Linked DNA regions of Mus musculus: regions 2, 3, 4 and 5 are each linked to region 1. The links are chromatin loops, found by intact Hi-C in ENCODE. Cell type or tissue: heart. All regions are shown on one strand. Region 1 overlaps Skap2 (src family associated phosphoprotein 2). Region 2 has its middle 84 kb from the start of Gm38811. Region 3 overlaps Snx10 (sorting nexin 10). Region 4 has its middle 16 kb from the start of Gm38811. Region 5 has its middle 64 kb from the start of Gm38811.

Evidence for each region. Peaks named below come from ENCODE experiments on the same cell type or tissue, not always from the same donor. Only the 100,000 strongest peaks of a DNase experiment are listed, where the experiment ranks them.
Region 2: it touches region 1 in a loop (4-fold over the local background); 3 of 42 quality-filtered maps call a loop at or near these places.
Region 3: a loop joins it to region 1, with 6 times the contacts of the local background. A loop is called at or near these places in 31 of 42 quality-filtered maps.
Region 4: it touches region 1 in a loop (2.2-fold over the local background); 6 of 42 quality-filtered maps call a loop at or near these places.
Region 5: it touches region 1 in a loop (2.1-fold over the local background); 3 of 42 quality-filtered maps call a loop at or near these places.

What each region holds. Positions count from the first base shown.
Region 1 is chr6:51,856,189-51,861,188 of GRCm38, forward strand. It overlaps Skap2 (src family associated phosphoprotein 2), which reads right to left. Exons shown (of 13, transcript NM_018773.2): 12 at 3,811-3,911; 13 at 2,977-3,382. The coding sequence ends at 3,819. Among named protein-coding and RNA genes, the nearest start is that of Gm38811, 150 kb to the left of the region's middle. RefSeq lists an enhancer at 1,047-2,426. In heart, a CTCF peak has its summit at 1,882 (motif pointing left); a DNase peak (open chromatin) is centred at 1,883; H3K27ac peaks cover 343 bases.
Region 2 is chr6:51,792,551-51,797,550 of GRCm38, forward strand. No RefSeq gene overlaps it. Among named protein-coding and RNA genes, the nearest start is that of Gm38811, 84 kb to the left of the region's middle. In heart, a CTCF peak has its summit at 2,956; no DNase peak of the experiment used is centred here; H3K27me3 peaks cover 499 bases.
Region 3 is chr6:51,583,136-51,588,135 of GRCm38, forward strand. All of the region lies in intron 5 of Snx10 (sorting nexin 10), which reads left to right. Among named protein-coding and RNA genes, the nearest start is that of Snx10, 62 kb to the left of the region's middle. In heart, a CTCF peak has its summit at 3,029 (motif pointing right); no DNase peak of the experiment used is centred here.
Region 4 is chr6:51,725,104-51,730,103 of GRCm38, forward strand. No RefSeq gene overlaps it. Among named protein-coding and RNA genes, the nearest start is that of Gm38811, 16 kb to the left of the region's middle. In heart, no CTCF peak of the experiment used is centred here; no DNase peak of the experiment used is centred here.
Region 5 is chr6:51,772,606-51,777,605 of GRCm38, forward strand. No RefSeq gene overlaps it. Among named protein-coding and RNA genes, the nearest start is that of Gm38811, 64 kb to the left of the region's middle. In heart, a CTCF peak has its summit at 2,372 (motif pointing right); no DNase peak of the experiment used is centred here.

The sequences.
Region 1 (5,000 bases):
TAATTGGACCCGTGAAACTTTTCCTCTTAGGATTTTTCCTTTATTGATTCCCTTTAATACAGGATGATACTATGTAGCCCAGACTGGCCTGGGACTTTTGATATTCTTGCCTCTATCACAGCCACATGCCACCACACTTGACTCTGAAATTCTTATCAGATCCACCCAAGGTGAAATTCTACAGGGCTTTTTTCTAAGGTACAGGGTGGGAGCTGGCTCCTCTGACATTGCCTGAGGGTAATGAAGGCAGTGGTAGCTTAGGGTGCTCGGAAAGAGGAGCTACATGCTTGCTCCAAGCTCCTTGAGCCACCTGTGCCTCTCACTTGAAAAAGTTACATAACCTTGAACACGTGGCTAAGCACAGTGCTATAGCTTGATGTTGCAGTCACCTACACTTTTGCTACACTCGGTAACCGACAAACCCGGTGCCCAGCTGCTAAGGCCTCAGGAAAGAGGACCGGTTGCGAAGGATTGTGGCTGTTTGGTTTTTGTTTGTCTGGGTACAAAGATCAAGTTCTTTTTTTCCCCTCTTCTTAAATCTTAAGTCTTGACCTACTGTAGGGTATCAAGGCAGTTCACAGGTGTTTACTGGAGACCATTTGCCCTGCTCCAGGCTGTACCACATCTCATGGCTGTACCTAAGCAACAAGAGTAGACTCCACCAGTAAAGACAAACACTTTAAAACAAGCAAAGGGAGCCGGGCTACTTGTGAAGGGCTAGGGCCAAAGTGTTTCTCCACTGACAGAAAATAAAAAGGCCCACATGTACCGACTTTACCTACAGATGGCTGCAAAGTGATTCTCCTCGCTACGCTCCTATGTACTGTATGTAATTATCTGTAATTGAATTACAGTTAAAATAATCAGTTTAAAACCAAGTATTCACATCAACTACTGGACAACCAACACCATTTTTCATTAAAAAAACAAAAAACAAAAAACAAACCTGTCATATGCCGAAAAGTGGTCAAAATGGGGTGGGGTGAGCGGTGGTTAAGTGCAAACCCCACAGACATGGGAGCCATGTGCACGATGCTTACTTCTTTGAATAAATTCAAATGACAGCCCTATTTCATTTCTTCATTCGGTTTGGAGGCCAGATGGCATTAGCATCATTTACTTCACCTTGTTGTGCTTAATTACTACAATCAACACACTATTCTCCAAATTAATCATAACAAAGTAATTTCATTAGTAACACAGCAGGCTGTTGAATTATTAGCATCATAACAGTTTGCAAACAATTAAACTTTATTTGAACCTTAAAAATTTGCAGAGTGGAACATTATTGTAAGATCTAATGGCAACAGAGTACAAATTCAGTACAGAGCAAACCATCAAGCAAAATGCTATATAAAATATGACTTACAATCACCTTTCAGAAAAATTAGCTCTCTAACTGTTCATAGAAAAACAAATAAAAGCTAGGCAAACATAATGAGAACATAACAATTAGCATATTTTCTAACAAGCCCTGTTGTTTAAATTCACATTAATGATGTTATTATGATCTTGAAGAGAATGTGATGTACTGTCAAGGGTAGAGAGAAACTTCTTCATAGCACAAAGATGAGTTTATCAACTCAACAGAAAGCGCACTTAAAGCACAGGGAGTGGCAGGTTTTCTCATCTTTCCCAATTTTAAAGGCCTTTGGTTCCAGTCTTCTATCTCCCATGTATATTCACGTTTAGAAAAGAACAAAGGCCACACACGGCTCTGGGAAGAGCGGCCTCTGTGCTGGAAACGGGGGCCATCCGTTGGCAAAGGACTCCCTCTCCTGGATTAACTGGAAAAGAAGACGGAAATCACACGGCCTCTCAGTCGGCTGTGGTGGGGGAGGGGTTCCCAAGTGGGTCCACGTGCAAACGACAAGCTGCTGCCATCTGCTGGCCACTTAGGTTAAAGGCACAACCCCGTAACCATAGGCTAGGCTTGGCTTTTCAACCATGCTGGCTCTGAAAGATGAACCACTGAATTAATTTCTGCCTGTCTAACTTTTGCCAAGATGATTTCAACCTATTTAGATGACACTTTAGTAGGAAATGAGTAACTGTACAAATGTAATTTCTGAAAACTTGAACTATGTCTACATAGGTAAACAGGATTTTTTTCTTTGACTTTGGAAAATGAGTGATCACAACATACATAGTATAACAGTAAAATAAACACTCTACTATTGCCTGTAAATATAGTTTTACATAAATAGTGGAGATTTAAAAAATATTATCAGCCCATTTGCATTCCGACCTGCAAAATTAGGCAAAAGCTAGAACCTGCACTAGAATGATTCAATAGTAGATCCCATTTACTCCAAAATATCTAGTCACTGGTGCATCTGAGACAGAGTAAGGCTCTCCTGCCGTCTCTAGAGATGATTAAAAACACCCCAATTTTAACTATATATGAAAGAGTCAGGATTCTGCAACCCTTACCCATGCATCAACAGCAGTATCAGAGAGCAAGTCAGCCTTCCCTTCACTCACTGCTGGCTGCCAACTGCTGCCATCCCGCAAGAGTCTGTCTCTTCCGTTTGGTCCAGAGCAGCGCACAGGAGTTTCGGCCAGGACTGCTACTTAGCGGTGGGATTGTGATAGTGCAGTGATAGAGTCAGAGAGGTCAGCGAATACCTGCCTGCCTCGGACTCTGAAAACATGCCCAAGTTGTTTATACCATTGTATTAATGGTAAATGGGCTTTCTTATGAATCTTTGATTTCATTAAATTTAAATAAAATTATATTAGAAAACACTGGCAAGCCCATCATCAAATTAGGATACTGAAGGGCTTTCAGCAACCCGGCTCTGGTTTGATCTGTGCGCCAGCGGACAGCAGGCTGCCACTTTCCCTCTATCTGTAATTCAAGCACCGGTTTATTCTTTCTTACCTACAGCAGGTAAACCCGTGAGTCTATACAACTTCTTTAATGAAAACATGTTATTACTCTATGAAGAATAAAATACCAGGCTAAGTCATCTCTACAGCTTTAAAGAAGTCTTTATTATTGACTCAAAATGTACAAAGTCTAGGAAATTATTTGTGGCACTCTAAAAATAACTTACACCCAGCGACTAAGAGAAACAGCAACCCTCACCGGCGCTTCAATGACTAAGATTCACGTACAATCACAGTGAATTCTACCATACAAACCAAACGGGTAAATTAAAACTAATTATTATTTGCAAAACAGCAACAGGTCTTATCTCTACTGCTTGTATCTAATGTAACCCATCACTGCCTGCTCAATCTGACATCAGAGTGCTTTAGTGCGTGACTACATCGAATGGCAGCTGAGGCAGGAATGTTCACCCAAAGGAAGGTGGCTCCGAGCAGGCACTCAGGCATTCCATGTTCCAAGGCACTTGCAGACAGACACAAGACTTCTCTGCAGGCAAAAAGAGAAAGCTACATTTAAGTTTTCTTCTTCAGTAGAAATGCTCTTTATTTATCCTGCTTAGAAAGAAAAAACATTTTTACTCAAACAAAAGTGAAAATTTGCTCAACGGTTTTCAATTAATTTCCTCAGGAAGGCCATAAAAGTGGCATTTTACTAGCTAGGAGGAGGTTTACGAACACAGCTGGTTATTATCAAAGGAACTTTAAGTAATCTGTTCACTTCCAAAGTAAATTCTCTAGAGTTATTTTTAAAAATTAAAGCTGAAGCAAAACAAAATAAAACAAAAATAAAAACAGATTTGGGGCACCATACTTATGTTATCAGAAAACTACAAAGACTTAAAAAGGCAAAGACACAAGGAAGAGAGCAAGAGAACATAAGAGCTATTACAGAATATTGGATTAAAATGTACTTACCCAGACTCTCAAATATCATACATCTCCATTAGGTAGGCTTTAGGCACCAAGCCAATGGCTCCCTTCATCTCTCCTACCCACCAGCCATATCTATTGTATTCCTAATTGAAAACAATACGCAGGATTAGCCACGAGGTTGGGGCAAGCACAGTGCTGTCTGTACGCAACTTCTTAGAAATGATTCCTTATAAAGAAAGCTACAAGTGCTGGAGCTGCAAATGGAACATTTCCATCCTTTTTGTTTTTGAATAAACCAAACCAGACCAAACCAAACAAAAAGAAACAAAAATAACAAACCCCCAAACAAACAAAACAACAGACAGACAGACAGAAACAACAACAAAAAAAACAAACAAACAAAACCCACTGCTGTTGGCAAGTATTTAAATTACTGTACAACACAAAACGTTTTCATTACTGGGCAGAGTGCAGAAGCAGTCACTCGCAGAAGAATGTGGAGAATGAGCACAGCCGGAGCTAGTTTCGGGGGCTCTCATTCTCTCCACAGTGCAGCCTCGTGCGCCGTAGGCTAAAGCCATGAAGCCAGAGGGGTTGCACGTGCCTTCAGGAAGCTTATTATCTATCTAGCAAGGACCAAAGTCATTCTTGGGGATGGGAGGGCACAACAACAAACTAGTAAGTCCTGATTAAACTTAAGTGGCTTAGAACTCAGGGTGCACCCCTTCTTCAGAAAATCTAGTACATTTAAAGATGATTAAAGTGGAGAATAAGAAAATACTAAAATTAAAAATTCACTAATACCAATACAAAATAATTCACAAGTGGAGTCTTTGAAAATAATATCCCAAAGCTTTTCCTGTTTCTCTACTGATCCTGGACTGCCTAAACTTGGAGGCATGTTAAAGTCAAGGTTCTGTTAGGTTTGCTTGCAGTGTGGAAGATCAAGAGGAAAGGAAAGTCCTCTAGTTTGAAAGGCAGAATATTAATCTGTGAACAGAGTGACTGATGAGGTGCTCTGCACGTTACAATGTGAGATAAACAAACCTGGCCCTCTCTTCTCTCCTCCATTCCCCACTGACAGACACAACATTGCTTTAGGCACTGTGAACCCTCCTTAACCGGCCTCTGTCTGCCAGATTGACTAATGTATTTTTATCTCAAATTTATTTATGTTTAGTGAGATACAAACAAGTAAAATGAATTACAAGTTTCAAGAATAATATCTTCCA
Region 2 (5,000 bases), 64 kb before region 1:
CAGTCCCTGCTGTTCTTTAGCACACTTCGTTCTGCTTCCTCCTGCAGTCTCCAAGCCTCTCCTCTCTCCACACTTCCCCATCACGATACATCTTCTACACAGCAGGACAGGGTAATTCGCTGCATGCTAGGCAGTAACTATGTAGTAATAACAATAATTCTTGGTACTTAGAGTTCCTCATCCAAGGATGTCACCCAAGCTTAAAGAAATTGAAATATATATGCTCACAGCAGCATGGTGGGGTGGCTTGGGTCTCATTTTCAGTCCTGGAGAGAAGAACGCATATATAAAAGAAGGAAGCGCCTGGTCCTTCCTAACATGATTTTTCAAACTACAGCTCAGGTAGACAGAGAGCATGCAGGGAAAGAGGTCACACCAAGAGTGATGGCCTCTGATTTCTCTGACGACCTTTTGCAGATTGTATTCGGAGCTTGGAAGTCTCTATCTTCAGAAGCCCTATGACTTTATCATGTTGAAGTGAAAGGCTAGGTCTCTGTTGTGAAATGACTTGATCTATGCCTGCCCCTCCCTCTATGTTGAGACCGGGAGAGGAGGACATAGATGACTTTGTAGGTCACCTGTAGGTACATAGATGTATACCTGTAGGTACATAGGTGACTTTTCCATGTCTCAGTTATCTTTTGTCCTCAACAGCCCCACCCCTCTGCTCCTATGGATTGTCTCCTCCCCTTGCTCTGACTATTCACCAAAAGCCTTTCCCCAATGGCTGAGGGTAGGGCTCTCTAGCTGAGGGTCAAAGTCCCAGGTTGTCATTTTTCCATTCTTCTTACCTTCCAGTACCTTCTCCTTGACAGGGTAGGCTCCTGAGCTTGCTCATTGCTCACCTGGACCTAAAGGTTATTCTCTGCCCCATTTATCCTGGAGAGATGCCCTCTGAGCACACTGGTCTGTCGCCGTGTACTCCATAGACAGCCAGATGCACTCCTGCAGAAAGGCAAGGCCCTGTCCTGGAGGCTGAAAGATTTGTGGGGAAGGAGTAGACCTTGGCCTGCCTCTCTCTCTCTCTCTCTCTCTCTCTCTCTCTCTCTCTCTCTCTTTCTCTCTCTCTCTTTCTCTCTCCCTCTCCCTCTCCCTCTCCCTCTCCCTCTCTCTCTCTCTCTCTCTCTCTCTCTCTCTCTCTCTCTCTGAGTGTGGACTCAGTGGAACAAGAGAGAAGCCCCTAGGATGGAGGAGCACCCGAGTCTCAGGTTTGTTCCAATGTCATGTCCCATGCATGCCTCGAGCTTAGAGACCAAAAGGTGTTCCCCACTCTAAGTTGGTCACAGTGAGGAATTCAGAAGAAAGGAGGGCAATTTAGTCAAGCTAGATGAGAAGCATTTCAACGGGAAAACCGCTGGAGCTTTCCCCCCGACTGAGAGCAAATGCATTTGTCAAATACACCATAAATATACATTCGCACTATTTATTACCTCTGCCTATAAAAGAAAATTGTATTAGGTGATTGTGCTGAAAATGTGTCAAAAATATAATTTGCATCTCTTTTACAGGGGTGTTTGGTGTGTTTTTGCTATATTTCAATTTGCTAATATACATATATATCTCTGTAGAGACATATATAAATGCTCTTTAGTTCTTCTGATCTTTGTTTTTATTTTCTTGGTATAAAAATTTCAATATAATTTGTGATTCTAAAAATATTGCTTTTGAAAAATACTGTATGGATCCTTCATTCCCCTAATTCCCATAATCCAACACAATAAAACATTTACTAAAAGTATATTAAAGAGAACGCCCTGAAGGGTTTGCGTCTCTTTGACAAACGGCCACAGAAGGCTCCTGTAGAATGTTTGGTGTGTTGTCTTAAATTTTATAGAATCCATCTCTGTTCATTTGGGCTCATTTCCCCAAGCTTCTCCTCAGCCACCTCGAGAAGGTGAGACCCAGTCTCCCTCCCAGCGGCCGTGCATGCCATGTGGAGCCGGGGTTTCAGCTGTTAGCGATCATGACTTACTCTATGGATGCTATGACCTTTGAAAGGTGATGCATTCATCTCCATCATTTTTATTTGAATCACCTAACAGCATTTTGTGTTTGCTAGAAAAGACTTTTGCCAGCATGCCTTCTGCTGGCCCCTTTTAATCACCTTAGGAAACAAGTCACCAGCAAACCCCCAAGAGGCAATTATGTCACTTTAGGGTCACACAGAAAATCATTAAAAGATTAAAGCCCAGGTCTCCCAAGTCACGTGCGTTCTGCTTTGCTGTTAGAAATGTCATCTTAGTTTCTTTTCTTCATTTACAAGCCACATACCTATCATCTTTCCTGAACTAGACAGTATCTAGGCTAAGAGAGGCCATTGTCCCATCTACTTTATTTCAAACACTGGAAAGAAATTCCCTCTAAGTTCTGCCTGGGAACATGGCTTCACAGGGTAGCCAGGCAGAGAGAGAGAGAGGGAGGGAGGGAGGGAGGGAGAGAGAGGAAGAGAGAGAGAGAGAGAGAGAGAGAGAGAGAGAGAGAGAGAGAGAGAGAGAGAGAAAGAGAGAGGCTCACAGAAGAGACAGAATAAGACAGACATAGAGAAACAGACACACAGAGACACATAGAGACAGAGAGACAGAGACAGAGAGAGACTTAATAGTATCATATTTGGAGATAAGGCATTTGGGAAATAATTAAAGTTAAATGTAGTCATAAGGATTTAACTGGTGGCCTTCTGTTGGGAGAAATGAAACATACAAAAACGAGGGTCATCTGAAGATGCAGAAGAAGGTGGTCTACAATGTAGAGCAAGACCCCTCACCAGATGTTAACCCGGCCAGACCTTGTTCTAGCTCTCAGAATCTCAGAAGTACATTTCTCTGAGTAAGCCACCCAGCTACTGGTGTCTCTTTCACCTCTTGAGGTCCACCATACCACATAGACATCCAGCTCTACATCCAAGCTGCAGAGCGGACAGAGTCAAAGCCAGCTGTACAGAGTCAGCATCCAGGGGGCGCTAGAGAGCACTCTCAGGCAGGAAGCCCTAGGTCAAGAAATTCACCATCCATGAACTTCAGCTGCCACTGCCACCAGGAGCAACAGTTCCCAGGAGATACGACATCACTATGGGAGCAGAAGAGGCCAAGCAATTACACTAAGAAGTACCAGGAAGGAGGGCTATGGAGTACAGAACTGAATTATCAAAGAGCCTTGCTTGATTCCACTAAGGGGGCTGAAGGACTGAATGGACTGAGTATAAGCAGGATTGGGAATCAGTGTATTTTTCTTCTCTGCTGATGGGAGCTCAAGTGAAAGTTTCAGGAAAATAAATGAACCCTCTTGTTAGTTTTCTTGTCACTCTGACAAAATACCCCTGACAAAGCCAATTTAAAGAAAGGATGGAATGTGTATGTATATATACACACATGTATGCATAGACATATACACATTTATACATACATACATATATATTTGAGTTAAATTATATATATGTGTGTGTGTTTGATATAAGTGTGTATGTGTGCATGTGTGCTCACATACACATACATGCATACTTGGATTTGGGGCACAGTTCATCATGGGGGGGACATTGTGGTGGCAGAGGCTTGACACAGTTGTGTTTCATTTACAATCAGGAATTAAAGGCCATTAGTGATGGCTTTTATTCAGTCCAAGACCCCAGCCCATAGTGCAGTGCCATCTATGTTTAGCATGGGTCTTTCCACCTCAATTAACCTAATCTGGAAAATCCTCCACAGGCATGCCCAGAAACTCATCACCACGGTGATTCTAAATCCTGCTCAATCGATGGTTAGCCATCATGCCTCTTTTCTCTGCCCTTGAGAGGTGTGACTTAGGTTAAATTTGTAAGTGTTACAGAGGAGCTTCCAGCCACCTACCACCAGTCTATGACAACCTGGAATCAGTATGAATGATGTCCTCTACCTGTCTCCCATGTACTAATGAGTCAGCTACATCTCAATTTATGCAAAGGATAACACTTGTCTTCCTTGTCCTGAGTTTGTTGTCTTTCCCAGTGGTGTTATAAAAGAGTATGGAGTACATAGCTCTGCCAAGGATTTGTCAACTAAGCAATGGTGCTGCTACCTGCCTAGCTGGAGCTTATGTGGCTAGAGATTTTGGAGTTGATGACCTTGCTGTAGCTTCCAGCTTTCACACTTGCTATGGAGCCTCAGTTTCCACATCTGTAGAGAAGAATGTTGATTTAGAGACTCTGAAGATCCTTCCTCTAGTCTCCAGCTGTCCGAGCATGTCAAATGTCTGATCCCACTTTCGTGGCCTTTCCAGAGTGCCACAGGAGAAGGAGCAGACTCCTTGAGAGATTGCATCCCATGCTTTCAGCCACGTAGTCTGTTTTAGTGCCCATAACAACCCTACAGAGAAGCTCCATCAGTTCATTAATAAGAAACCTGAGATGCAGGAAATAACTTGCCCAAGGAAACGTGGTTAGAAAGTGTTAGAACTGGGATTAAAACAGGAGCCGGTGGGTCTCACGGTTCAGCCTGGACCACCATAACAGGTTGAGCCTTAGTTTCTATTTTGTTGCTGGAATAAAACATCATGACCAAGACATCTCATAAAAGAAAAGAAGTTTATTTTGTCTTGTGCTTCCAGAGGGTTAAGAGTCCATTTTACTAGGGACAGCATACATCGAGTAGCAAGCATAGCTGCCAGGGTTGAGACTGAGAGCTTGCATTTTGAACCTCAAGCATAGAGAGAGTGGGTTCCAAGTAGGTGAGTCTTTGACTCCCACTGCTACTCCCAGTGACATATTTCCTCCAGCCAGACTGTGCCACCTAAACCTCCTCTAACAGTGCCACTGATCGGGGGATTAAGTGTGAAAATTCTGAGACTATGAGGGACATTGATCACTCAAACCATCACAGGCTATCTTGGAGACTGGAAAAAGTAATAAATAAATAGGTATATTGATATCTCTTTTCCTGTTGGTATAATGAAAATACTCAAACAAAGGTAACTTACAGAAGTGTTTATCTTGGCTCACAGTTTCAAAGAACATCCCATCATGGTGGAAA
Region 3 (5,000 bases), 270 kb before region 1:
GCACATGGTACACGCACATACATATAGGACAAACACTCTTACACATGAAGTAAAAATAAGCAAGTCTTAAAAAAATTAGATATCGATTGTCATCTTAGGATCAAATCATGGAGCAGGTTTCTTATGGTCCTCTCAACTATGTATGGCATGTGAGCATTTATTTCCATCATACACAAAGATAAACTGAAGAGATCTAGTTTAAAAGTGAAAAAATAGAAATAGAAACAGGTACAGGTGCATGTAGTCAATCGTGAGGATGCGAGTTGGGTCTCTGGAACCCCTGGAACCCCGACGGTCTACGTGCTTCATCCTGTGGCAGGCACCCCTGCCCCCGCCCCCGGCCTCCAATCAGGCACACAGAGTAAATAAATGATGGTTCCACTTGGCTTTGGACTGGGCCCAGTGGCTGAGTGATACAGGTGAATTTTGCGTCCCGTTCCTTTGTGCAGCCCTCCTGTTTGGTCTGGTTTGGGCATGAGTGACAGCCATCCATGACTGGTGAGAAGCACTTAAGCACTGTCCCTGAGCACACCGTGGTGTCCCCTATGCGCCACTGACTGCTTCCCCATTAAGTAGGGTCATCGGGCTGCAGCCAATCCCTCATTTGGTGTGAGGCCTCTGGAATCAATAATATTAAAGAGGACATATGCCAGTTACAGGCTATAATAAGCATAGATTTAAATTTGATTTTTATGTAAATATTTAAGTTGTTAAAATTCCACAAAAGCAACATATCTCTGCATATGTATGCGTGTATAATGTGAAATGAAAATTTCATTTTAAGGCATTTGTGTAGTAATATATACTTGATACAGGCACAGTGCATATTCAGGCCAACTACGGAGGAGGAATTGGAGACTCGTTTCTCTGATTGGCTGTCAAAGAAGATCATGTGTTGATCTTGTCCAGGCCTGAAGTTGTAGGTGCTTCAGTACTTAACAGTCTTGGCGGGTGGGGTGGGGTTGTCTCGGCTGTACAGACTGTAGCGAAGGCAGAGGTCCTCTGTTCTGGGCACTGCTGTGTTTAAGATCAGCAGAGTGGCCACTGCCAGCTGAACTGGTCACCGTGACTGTGAATTTTCAAACATTCATTGTCCCCCGTGACTGTAATTTTCTTTTTGTAGTCGTTCTCCTAATTATAAGTCGTAAGCGCTTATAATAGCAGCAGAGACATAAAGTTATAGATCGGAGCCCATAAGTCTCCAACTGTGATAGAAGCCCTACTAATTTCCTAGGTTTAATTGCTATGAACGGGAGCCAACTCTTGTATACGGAATGCATCCTGGTGATAGCAAACATCACCCACAGTTAGACTGTGAGTTTACATGATCTGTATTCACTTCTCTGTTGTTTCAGGACAGCCCAGGCTAACCTTGAACTGCCTATGTAATGGAGGATGAGCCCAGACTTCTGACCCTCCTGCTTCTACCTCTCAGATGCTGGCTTTATTAAGTGTACGCCACCGCGGCTGACTATGGTGGGAACGCTTTTTTTTTAAACAAAAGACACATACACACAGGCACACACACAGAAACGCACAGAGAGAGACACTCTCCACAACACACACACACACACACACACACACACACACACACACAATTTTTTATATATAAATCTTTATGTTCAATAGAGGGCACCACAGCATAGATTATGGATATCTTTGAATGAAAATTTGGAGGTTTAAATGATTTCTCTCTTGGTGAGAAGTTAGGTAGGCTGAGCTAACTTTCTTTTTTCAACATCAAACCACTCTACATAGACGTGTGCAGGGAGCACCATACGGATAGGGAGCACCGTATGGATAGGGAGCACCGTATGAATAGGGAGCACCATATGGATAGGGAGCACCGTATGGATAGGGAGCACCATATGGATAGGGAGTACCGTATGGATAGGGAGCAGCGGATGCAGGGCATCCGTAGAACTAAGTGATTCTGTAAACTGCATTGTTCTCCAATGGAATCACTCTATGACACGCTTGATAAGATCCCACGAAGGAAAACTAGATTTTACTGAGTCCAACTCGGAGGAAAAGCAGGCCTTGTTTTGTCTACCTTAGTTACCGTGGGGAGGGTGGCAACTTTTAACTAGCATTGTAAATATATTTTCAAAAATTCCTCTAAATTCTGTAGGCTGATTTGTGAAACTCCTGGTATAAAGGCTTGACAATAACTACATTTATTTATTTATTTATTTATTTATTTATTTAGAGATGGTCTTGCTATGTAGGCCAGGTTGCCCTAGAACTCACTATGTAGACCAAGCTGTCCTTGAACTCACAGAACTCTGCCTGCCTCTGCGTCCTAAGTGATGTGTTTAAAAGCATGCCCCACCAAACCCAGCCTATGCATTTATTGTTATGGAGGCGTCTATCAACTACAGTTGATTGATTGTTTTACAAAGCAGTCTTTATGGGTTGAAGTTGATTTTCCACTGTTAGGCTTTTTGGGGAAAATGTGGCACAGATATGACTACAGAGAACAAAGGCTCTTTCTTCTGTTACGGTTGTGGGCACGACACTGGCAAAGCAGTGTCACTCAGAGGAGGCACCGGTGCCCTCCGGCCTTCCCAAAGGTCACATTTTTAACATTAAAAATATTTATTATTGTTGTTGTCGTCATTGTTATTTGAGATGGCCCCACAGTGTTGTTCTGGCTAGCCTGGAACTTGATTCTCCTGCCTCAGTTTCCCAAGAGCTGGGATTATAGATCTGTAAACACCACTCTGGTCTCTAAAGACTTATATTATAAATTTTATATTGTAAACTTTCTGACCGTAAAATGAAAACACGAATATATCCTAAAGTAGTTTTTTCTTTGTTGCTTTCAAATTCATACCCGTGAAGACCTGGTGGCCTAAATTTAGCCACCAAGATGCAAGAGTTAAAAAAAATAAAACCACGCTTGGCAGGCAAGCTGGTTTTGCACTCTCTCAGGGCGCTGTGAATATGAGTATTCAGACAGGTCATCTGGAGTATTTTTCTTTCTTCCTATGGAAGCGCTCTCTCGGTTCTTCCCCCTGTGTCCTCCAGGTGGCAGTATTCAGCAGAAAACTGGGACCGGAGGAGCCTAATGTAGAGTCAAATTGGAAATTGAATTATAGCAGAAGAAAAGGGACAGTAGCCTTGAGGTCTCCATCAGCCTGGACTCTGATCACTTTTGTTTGCGGTACCCATGTGTTAGGTACCCAGCGAGTTAATAACAGCACGTGAGCCATTCAAGGCTCAGTAGAATTGCTTTAGACATGAAATAAAGCTGAAATGAATTTGTGTCCAATATCGTTGCCATTAGCGTACATTACTTCTGTGCTGTAATGCCTCAAACCATCTAAAATCAATTTTAAAGATCACCCATTATTTTATAGAGAAAATAAAACACATTTCCAACAGAAACAAAGCCGTATGTACAATCCTATGAACAGCCATTTGTCCTGTGGCTAGTGGGTAGCTACCAACAGGCGGCCACAGGAAACACTCGGGGCTTGGACGTCACAGCGGGGTCCGAGTTCATATCAGGGGCTTGTTGCTGTAAAACTCTCTCCTAAGTTGAGTTATTTGGGACATGATTAGAAAGCATTTGTAAATGAGGAAGATAGATTTTAGGGCAGAGGCTTAGTATGTGGCAAATGCACCTGTATCGTGCAACAGGGCCGTGTTCTGGGAGAACCAGGGCAGAGGGCACACAGATTTGAGCACTTAGATTCTTTGCTGAGATTTTCTCTTGGCAAAGCACAGTACTTTTGTTCCCCCTTCCCGTCAGACTACTTCGTAAGTCTGTTGAAGCAAAGGGGATGGCTGGATTTTGCATGTTTGTAGACATCTGCCTTCTTCAAGAACTAATTGTGTTCTGTGGAAGAGAAAGACGTGGTACCGCGATGCGCTTGGTATTTATCGAAATTGCTGTTCACGACCAGAGGAGACTCACTTTTCTAGTAACTTGTTTAAACGTGCAGGATACAAGGCAAGGCTCATTTGGCCTGAAATGTATGCTCTAGTTTTCATAGTCTGTGTATGAGAAAATCCCACGTCAGGCAAAGTGACCTGCGGGTGGTACTGTCTTGCCTTCACTTTGTACTTTGTGGTTCTAGTATCTCTTGTAACACCACCACTGAACTGTTAATAGAATAGAGACTTAATTATTACATATCAAGAACATTTGCTTAGAGGATCTGAAGCCAGTTTTCACTGAAGTGTGATGGGATACTTTGACCCGATTTCCTGTTCTGTGACACTCCAGAAAAACCAGACATGCAGCTGATGACATGGATTGGACCAGGCTAGATTCCTGCTGCAGGGTTTGTTTTTAATCCTCCATCTGGTTCTGGTGTGTTAGTGGAAATGTGTGCTCTCTTTATAACAAGCTTCAGTCTGTCCTGTTGGCCAACTAGTGTGTCCTTAGCACCAACTTGGCCTACTGGGGAAAATGCCTTGGGAGCAGGTTACCTGGCTACCTGGTTACCGTTTTGGCAATATAGAGACGCCTTGCTGCTGAAGATTTTACAGAAGTTTCTAGTCAGCTTTAGGTATTAGGAAAGTCACCTCAGAGGAGCCCTTGTCAACTGGTACTTACATACACAGTGCACCAGTCAAGGTTTAAGGTGTAGAGTGTGCTGGGGAGTGTATTGGACTTTACATATCCTTTTAATGATAGTTGAAAGTTTGGATGTTTTGTGACAGCCTGTCCAATAAAGAACGGCCGCACTGGCGTGCTATTGGTCGTAAATTTTTAAAAGTAGAATAAATTTTTATAACCATGTAAGCAAAATATTCCCGTAATTAATCCACACGGTCTTCACAGATGGTTTAATTGAAGAAATGTCCTTGAAGTTATTCTTTTAGCAGATGTCTTCAGCCATTAGCTTTGTGTTTTTTCTCACCTAAGATTCCAAATAATTGAGTAAAAGTTAACATGTGATTTCATGCCGTTAGCGGGCAGAGCCCAGCATCGGGGCGAAGTTCCCTAAAGAGATCAGTAGTACAGTTTGTAAGGGCTGCCTGCCTTC
Region 4 (5,000 bases), 130 kb before region 1:
TGAACTGAGTTCTCACCTTACTGAAGCTCAGATCTGGTGCTGGGTTTGAGAGCACAGTATCAATGTGAAGATGCGGGTGTGGGAGTGGGGGATGGGGGGTGGGATGTGGGGGAGGGTTGAAGGGAGTGCAACATCAGAGAGGAAGACCAGGTTGTCGTTGGAATGTTTGTGTAGGCCCATGGGCTGTGGAGCCGATGGTTAAGAGAGAAGCCAAACCTTTGAGATGAAGGTTGTCAGGGGGAGAAGTGAAGACAAGATAGACCAAGAACAAATTATCAATCAATCAATCAATCAAACAAAACCCCAAAAGAACACATGAAAAATGTCTAGATGAAAATTGAATGGCATGACTCTCGTGCTGCCTCCGTTAGCATCTCTGTGGGGATTTGAGTAAAGTTGCTCCTCATTGACTTACACATTTCAGGGCTTGGTCACCAGGGAGTGGCACTATTTGGAAGGGTTAGTTGAATTAGGAGGCCTGGCCTTGTTGGAGGAAGTGTGTCAGTGGGGGTGGGCTTTGAGGTTTCAAAAGTCCATTCCAAGCCCACAGTCTCTCTCTCTCTGCCTTCTCTTAGTTATAGTTCCCTTGCTGGGAAGAGACAAAATGATCAAGGCACCTTTTATAAAGGACAACATTTAACTGGGGCTGGCTTACACTTTCAGAGCCTCAGTCCATTATCATCATGGCAGAATGCATGGCAGCATCCAGGCAGACATGGTGCCGGAGAAGGAGCTGAGGGTTCTACATCTTGATCCGAGGGCAGCCAGCAGGAGACTGTTTTCTTCGGGCAGCTAGGAGGAGGCTCTTCTGCCCTGGATGGAGCCTGAGCCATAGGAGACCTCAAAGCCCACTTCCACAGTGACACTTCCTCCAACAAGGCCACACCTACTTCAACACTTCCTCCAACAAGGCCACACCTACTGCAACAAGGCCACATCTCCTCACTTAAGGGGCAAGCATCTTTAAACCACCACCCCTGTGGGTCAGGATGTGACTCTCAGCCACTGCTTCAGCAGCACGTCTGCCTGTGTGACACCAGGCTCCCTGCCACATTCATAACGGACTGAACTTCTGAAGTGGCGATCAGGCACCCACTTCAATGTTTTCTTCTTAAAGAATTGCCTTGGTCATGCTGTCTCTTCACAGCACCCGAGCAGTGACTAAGACAGTATCCGTCCAGTTATAAAAAAAGATAACTGTTTTAGAATGGCCTCACACTATTTAGAGGGCACATCAGTTCCTTGGTGACCCACTGGCAATGTCAAGGGGCCGGTTGGGAGCTCTTTCCTCATCTGCATCTCCATCTCTAGATGGCTGCAGTGGTTCCCTATCTCTTTGCTTGCTCCTGTCTTGCTTGAGGGCTTCTCTGTCTTTCCACTGTGAATATGACCTGCTGTATCCCCAGCCTCTCTTACTGCCTTGGAGTCTTGTCCCATCAGGAACACATTCCCCTTTGTGTCCCCCCTCAGCTTTCCTTGGACTCAGAGCACGCTGTCCTTAGCCCCTAAATACATCTTCTGTCAGGCTTTCTCTTGCGACACCAGCCTCACCCTCCCAAACATCTCCAGGGAAGAGTCACCAATATCAACTCTTCCTCGCTGTCATCCTGTCTCCTTGACCGAAGCTCACTGTGCCCTTTCCTGACATCATTGCCTAATGTGCTCTGCCTATCTGTCAATCACCTGGATATTCTCCTGAATCTCTTCTTGGTCTCACTGGATACTGGTACCATCTCACTGGCACCGGGGTACCCTGAGACCCAGGGTTATTTTCACCTTCTCCCTCTTCTCCTCCTCTAGGACATCTTTGTAATTTCCTTTACCTCACAGATTAGACACCGCAGTATTGTACTCTTCTTTGCTACTTTCTGTAGTCTTTCTCCTGCTCCCGTGTCAGCTGAGGCCTCTGAGCAGACAACCTTGGGCTTGCTTGTCCTTTTCTAAGGGCACCTGCCTTGCTTACCACAATTAGTCCCCCTACCCCTGTCTAATGCTGGGTCAGAGGAGAAGAGGTATTGTCCTACCTTTAAGCCTTTAGTATAATGTCGTAAACATTATCCGATGGTGTTGAGTTCTACTGTCTGCCCTTTTGGCTCTTGGGATCCTTCCTTTTGATGGACTGGTGGCATCATGGAGAGAGTCCAAGTAAATCCGAACCTGTTCCCTTCCAACACAATATCTCAGGTAACCCTTCTGGCACCTGACACATGGACATGTGGTAGCTGGCCGTGAACCAGCTCCCCTAAATGACAGGGACACCTTTAGCAGGCAAGTCTGGGAGTAATTGAGCCGTGATTGGCACCCACTGCACCACTCTGAACTGACAATGAGCAGGCCCAGGAGCGCGTGTCTCATCCAAGTGGTGTCTCATTTCTCCGAGGTGACTTTGTATTGCTTTACAGAGGCTGGCACACTGCTTCAGGAGTGCCTACTGGGAGCCGCACCTGAGCCTGGTGCCTGACTGCGGCAGACAGCTGCCTAGTTAAGGCAAATTTTGCAGTTAAATTGTGTTCTGCTTGGGAATTGGAAATGATTGCAGAAGGACAAATGCAAATGAGCTTCCAGTTCAAGGCAGGGGCGCGTGGAGACGGCTCCGCCTGGCATCTCTTCCGTTCCTTTTCCAACCACTGTTTTGGAGAAACTTATGGGACACTTTCCAAATTGCTTAGGAGAAGACAGAAGAGCTTTGGTGCAATGGGGGAACCACAGGCCTTGGGAGGTGACATTGGTATTGTGATCTAAGCACAGACATCAGCTGGTCTCAGATGCTTGCCTTGACACTGATAAGCTGGGGAACCTTGGGTGGTTCATATATCTGACATTCAGTCTTATCTTTAAGCTATCATCATTAGTAATAATACCAGGTTAGGATTTAAAAATAAAAACAGACACAAAATACTAGCCCAGAGCTAGTGTGGGACCTCAGGAAATTGTTTAACCTCACGGTATCCTTTTCTCTATCTCCGGAGGTATTTTTATAAGACAACAGAGGGGAGAGACGGGGGGGGGGGGTTCTAGGCATTTGACACAGGATGGACACTTTGCAGGTGACAGGTGCTCTCGGTATTATTTTGAACTGGACATGACTGGGTCTGTTTTGCATACCTTAGGAAAGGTGAGTGAGACAGAATAGAAGACACAGTAAGTTCAGCTCGAGGAGAAAGGTTTTCCTGTCAGAAGGGACCTGTCTCCTTAGCCTCTCCTTCTCTGGGAAGGGAGGTCAGAACTGACAATCAGTACACACCTTCCCAGAGAGGAGTCTGGACACTGAGTGCCAAGGAATGCCTACAGGGTCAGTGGTGGGGTGAGGACTCAGTCTGGGGCTCTGGAAGGACGCTTAAGGACAAGGAAGAGGACAGGGATTAACCGGAAGCTGATTGTCGGAGAGCAGGAAGAGGCATGCTTTGCTTAGCAACAATGAAAAGATCCCCTAACTTTGACAAGTCAAACCCCGAGTGTCACAGACACTGTACTTTTCACCTTTCCCATGTCCCTGCCGGGATCCCCACCATTCGGAGCCCCAGAGTCACTTGGACAAACGCTATCATCAATTCAAGGGTGGAATTCAGTGCTCCCCAAAAGTGCAAGCATGTGTGAGGGTTCTGATCTGTGAAGCCTTGCATAATGAAAATGATGCTTTTCTAAGTTCATGTCTGGAGACCCTGGGCTATGAGCTATACCAGGGCTATAGCTATGAGCCTGAGGATTTGATAAACTATCACAAGAAACATACATCGCTCCCCCCAAAAATAATGTATTAGGTTTGGATCAGGTCTCCTGTGAATGGACAGTGGGACTCTTCTAAAGATGCCAGGCAGAGTGTCTCAGGGTCTAGCATGCCCAGCTTGCTGCCTGGTTGCCTCATGAGATGCTTGGCATCCCGGCTGCAGCTCAGTTCTTCATCGTCTGTTCACTGGCCACATTGCAGTCGGAAGCTAGGGCTGTTTGTTTTCCCCCCAGAACCAGAATCCTCAGAAAATCGATTCTATCTCATTGACAATGCATGCTAAGTGATTGAAAGGCCATTAAACCCATTAATGGGGTGCTCTTTAAATAAAACCAGTCCCTAAAAGGGATCTTAGACTTGGCAACATCAGTAGAGCTAACAGCACAAAGGTCCTGCCTGGAGACCCATAAATATACCAGAACAAATACCACAGGGCTGGGGGGACACGCCAGGAGGAAAGGAACCTAGAACGATGAGCAGCTGGGGCAGAGAGGGCCCGAGTTGGCAGGCACGCCTAATGGCTTTGGTTTCATTTTTGACAGGATTTACAGAACTGAGTGGATCGAGGGAAGTTTGCATCTTGATTTCAGTTAAATATTTGGCACTGCACCCCACCAAATTTCATGCACAAAATTAATTCAAATTGTCTTGGATGGAAGTGCAGTCACATGGGTTGGAGATTGGCTGGCTCTACCACCCTGGGAAGCAAGGGAGAAGGCAGCCTTTTATGGCCAGTCTGGTGAGGTCTGCCTTTAATACCTGTCACAAACAGGGGCCCTCATTTTCTCTTACTGAGTATTAGTAACATCAACAGGGGCTCAGTGGATAAAGTGTCTGCCAGGCAAGCATGAGGATATGAGCTTGATACCCAGTGTCCATGTAAGAAGCTAGGCCTAAGGCATGCTGTGTTCCTGTAATCTCACTGGGTAGCAGAGACAAAAGGGCATCTTGATGGGTGGGTGAGTTCCAAAGTTAGTGAGGGATCCTGTCGCAAAAATAAGATGGAGGACCGCAGAGATGGCTCTGATGTTATGAACACTCGTTGCTCTTACAGAGGACACAGGTCTCATGTCTAGCATCCATTTTGGGTGGCTCAGAACTGCCTATAACACCAGTTCCAGAGGCATCTGATGCCGCTGGCCTCTGAGGGCACCTGCACTCACATGCACATACTCACATGCAAACACAGGATTAAAGATGAAATAAAAGACACCTGATACTGCCTTCTGGTCTATGTACACATGTATATGCATGCATCTATATACACACATAT
Region 5 (5,000 bases), 84 kb before region 1:
GAACCTGGAGTGGGAGAATGAAATAATTCCTTCGCTGTAAACCTACAATGTCTGTGGGAATTCCACTGGCAACCCCACCTCAGGGCGGCCAATGGGCCACCCCATTGCTCCTCCATGGTGTCCTCCGAGAGCTTCAGTTAATAGGAAAAACTTTAAGCAAGAATCAGTCAGTTGGCTTACTTAATCCAGACATCCAAATGCCTGCATGTAACTGAAGTAGAGGGTTGAATTTAACACCACCTACACAGGTGGAACCATTACCTCATGGAGATCTAGCACCACATGACTGAGATAGCCACACAGTCCTTCGGCTTCAATAGTTCATTCATTCATTCATTCATTCATTCACTCACTGGATCACTATTATTTATCATTTGTCTTGAAACATCACCATGGGTAAGTGTCGGAGGCTTGCCGCTGTATTGGTCACTTCTGTTATTGTTAGGTGTCTTAGGGTCTCCATTGATGTGATTTACACCACACCAGGGCAGAAACTACAGAAAAGGAAGATCTTTTTGTAAGACAGGGAGCCAAGACAGGCTGGGATACTAGGAGAATTATGTTTTTTTATTTTATTTTATTTTATTTATTTTATTTTTTTTATTTTTTTTTTCCATTTTTTATTAGGTATTTCGCTCATTTACATTTGCAATGCTATACCAAAAGTCCCCCATAGCCACCCACCCCCTCTCCCCTACCCACCCACTCCCCTTTTATGGCCCTGGCGTTCCCCTGTACTGGGGCATATAAAGTTTGTGTGTCCAATGGGCCTCTCTTTCCAGTGATGGCCGACTAGGCCATCTTTTGATGCATATGCAGCTAGAGTCAAGAGCTCCGGGGTACTGGTTAGTTCATAATGTTGTTCCACCTATAGGGTTGCAGATCCCTTTAGCTTCTTTGGTACTTTCTCTAGCTCCTTCATTGGGGGCCATGTGATCCATCCAATAGCCGACTGTGAGCATCCACTTCTATGTTTGCTAGGCCCAGGCATACTCTGACAAGAGACAGCTATATCAGGGTCCTTTCAGCATAATCTTGCTAGTGTATGCAATGGTGTCAGCATTTGGAAGCTGATTATGGGATGGATCCCCGGATATGCTAGTGTCTACATGGTCCATCCTTTTATCTCAGCTCCAAACTTTGTCTCTGTAACTCCTTCCAAGGGTGTTTTGTTCCCACTTCTAAGGAGGGGCATAGTGTTCACACTTCAGTCTTCATTTTTCTTGAGTTTCATGTGTTTAGGAAATTGTATCTTATATCTTGGGTATCTTAGGTTTTGGGCTAATATCCACTTATCAGTGAGTACATATTGTGTGAGTTCCTTTGTGAATGTGTTACCTCACTCAGGATGATGCCCTCCAGGTCCATCCATTTGGCTAGGAATTTCATAAATTCATTCTTTTTAATAGCTGAGTAGTACTCCATTGTGTAGATGTACCACATTTTCTGTATCCATTCCTCTGTTGAGGGGCATCTGGGTTAGGAGAATTATGTTAAGACTCTCTGGGAAGCAAGTGCCCAGCGATCTGATGACCTCACCCTAGACTCCACCCCTTAAAGGCCCCACCCCTCATTTTACCACACTGAAGACATAGCTTCTGACACATCCTTGAGGGAGAAACCACATGCCAACATAGCAGTAGAGAGGGAGATCAAGACGAACACAGAACACAGAGAAAAGAAGACAAGCAGGCAAGGCAGTATGCTCTCGTTGTTATGGTGCTAATGGAGATAAAGGCAGATCGCACTAAAACAGTAAATAAGAAGCAAACCAAACTCAGAGACAAATAAGAAACTGGGAACAGTCACTCCCCAAATGCATTTTAGTCAATACTCTTACTGTAAGTTATCATAATGAGATATTAAAGGCCCAAATGCTCATGATCACTTTGATAGGAAAGGACTTAAATACACCTCTAAAATTGCTCCAAATAGGAAGACCAGCCAAGTTATCAAGTGCTTGCTGCATACATTTCCATGTACGATGATGTTCGCAGGAACACAGACCTGGAAGTCAGACAGACACTGGAACACTGGACTGGTGGCAAGTGTGATATTTGTTTCAAGGGGTACAGCAGAGACGTGCACGCCATCGGCCACAGCCAAGAGTGAGCCTTAACGAAGCTGGCCAAGAAAACCATGACCGCACACATGCAGATGCAGGCAACTTTAGGTAAAGTCTAGAATGGCTTAACGCCAAGCTTGCAGTAAGTGCTTGCTTGGAGCAGCAGGGAACAGGGTGTGATCCTGGCTCAGCCCCCAGGCAGCTTGGAATTGCTAGTACTATGGTTTTGTAAGGTTTATTTCTGTTTTACGTATGGGTGTTTTGCCTGCATGTGAGTGCACCATGTACATGTACTGCTCCAGGTGCCCAGAAGAGGGCACTAGATTTCCCCACTAGAACTGGAATTACAGTAGATTATTTTGAACAGATAAGTGGATGCTGGGAATGGAACTCTGGCCCTCTGCAAGAGCAGTCTGTGCTTGTAACCACGGAACCATCTGCTAATGATACTTTTTAGATGAGACAGCAGGCACATAGGTGCTCAGTTTATTGTTATTCTCGAAACCAGGATAAACAGTCCACATGGCCTCATGTGCATGGAGACACTGCACACTCAGAAAAGCGATTACTCTGGCTGCTCTCTGCGTTCCAGCAGCTTGACCAAGTCACCTGCCTTTCCCAGTGTGACGCCTTTTGTGGAAACAACTGGAAGGGAATGAGAACACACGCACGTGACACAGCCGGGCCTGCTCTGGTCTCCAGTCTGTGAACCATGGTTATTTCTATGGCTCTTCAAAAGGCTTTTAACCGACCTGGAGATGTCGCAATCCAAAACAACTCTAAGTTGGAATTCACCCCGGAAGGTCTGTCGTGAGATCCCTCCCATTGGCTCATGATTACCCACCTTCCCATAGGGCCTTCAGGTGGCCTTCCCTCTGTACAAATGGACCACGGGCATCACTCCCGCTTCTTAAAAGGACACTGGTCCTCCTGTTGAACTATTATTATCTTATCCCTATTGCCAACCTTAATCCCCTTTTGAAGGGCCCACAGAGCTACACTGTGGGCTTGGCTTCCACATAGGAATTTGGGGAAATGGTTTGAGTGGGAACTGTCCACTCTGTGCTCGCTCACGGGCTTGAACACCTCCAGCTGCTGGCACCGCTTTAGGAGGCAAGGCTGATGGAGGAAGTTCATTGCTTCTGGTCTTTGTTGTCTGCTTTCTGGTTGTCACCACGTACCAAACCTTTTGGTAAGTTCCTATGGCTGTGAGTAGAGGTACTCTGACCATGATGGACTGAATTTCCTTAACTGAGCATCCAGATCAAAGCCCCCCTCCCTGGGCTGCCTCCCTCAGGTGTCTTCATCTGTGTAATGCCCATACGAGTAGCTCCCGCTCACCTCATCCATTTGTTGGGACACCGACTACATGCCAGGCCCTCCACCAAGGATGTCACCAGAAGCCATTTTGTAGCGAGAATATCATGTGTCTGGATGCATGTGGCACCTGTCAATAAAAAATCTGATGGCCTATGGGGTTAGGCAGGAAATAGGAGGTGGGACATCCAGGAGGAGAAAGGATTCTGGGACAGTGCCAGGTGTGGGAGATTAACCTGGGAAGATGTGATGATATAGGCACAGATACCTGAGCACAGGTAACCAGTCATGTGGCAGAATGTAGATCAGAATAAACAGGTTAGATTCAGTTATCATCTAGTCAGAGACAGGCCTAGCTATATGGCCAAGGTATTTGTAAATATATTTTGAGTCTGAGTCTTATTTCTGGGAGCATGAGGCTGAGAGGTAGAAATTCTACGTCGGTTGCTTCTCTGTTACAAGGTATCCACTATAATAATTCTCATCTCTCAGATGAGACTGGCCACATGACTAAGATGTACTAGAGCAAGGGTTGGACCCAATGCTGTTTGTCATGTGCTGTGTTGTTTGCCTCAAAGCACAGTAATTAGAACTGCCAGTTTTAGAGATGTGATTTGGGTAAAGCAAAATGGATTTTGAAATAGTACCCAGTGCTAAGGAATGTGGTTATAGCCCTCATGTGGGGGACCGGACCTCTAATCAGTAGAAAACCTCCATTATATCAGCTTTTACTGAATATAGTCACTGGCTTTGATTGGCCCAGATGTGCATCTGCAGCCAGGGAAGGTCACAGGGAGCCGGGGCTCTGTGCACTGCAGTATTTCTTGATAATTACCCAAGGAAAGCTAGGACTTTAGGACCAAAGGCAGACTTTCTTTACAATCCTCCCACTAGCTTAAATCAACGATAACTATAACAGTCCTCAGGGTTCCAAAGTGACCTCTTATTAACATGATCTATAATTTTGATTATTTTCTATTACTCTCAGTAGAGGTCTGGGCCTGTGGACTCCAAGTTCAATAGGCTTCTTGCTCATGTCTGTGAGATGGTGTGTCTGTGTGTGTGTGTGTGTGTGTGTGTGTGTGTGTGTGTGGCTTCTACATTTGAATTAATTTTCCTCTGCTTTCATTGTTTCTTTCTTTTTTGTCTTAAATATTTGTTTTCATGCATAAGTGCTCTATCTACATGTACACCTGCATGCCAGAAGAGAGCATCAGATGTAGATGGTCATGAGTCACGATGTGGCTGCTGAGATTTGAACTCAGGACCTCTGTAAGAAAAGACAGTGTTCTTAACCACTGAGCAATCTCTCCAACCCTCTCATTGTTTCTTTAGATTGCTTCTGGAGATGTCGTTTGCTTCTCTGTTACAAGGTATCCACTATAATAATTCTCATCTCTCAGATGAGACTGGCCACATGACTAAGATGTACTAGAGCAAGGGTTGGACCCAATGTCACAATGTTCACCTTGTTCTCCAATGCTCAGTCTGAGAATGCATGTGGTTGGGGGAGGGGAGCTCTGTGGCTCAGATGCCACCTCATGACAGAGAAGGCTGTCACATATCGAGAACCACTTGATACAAGACAAGCTTATGGCTTGAAATAAACTACAGACAT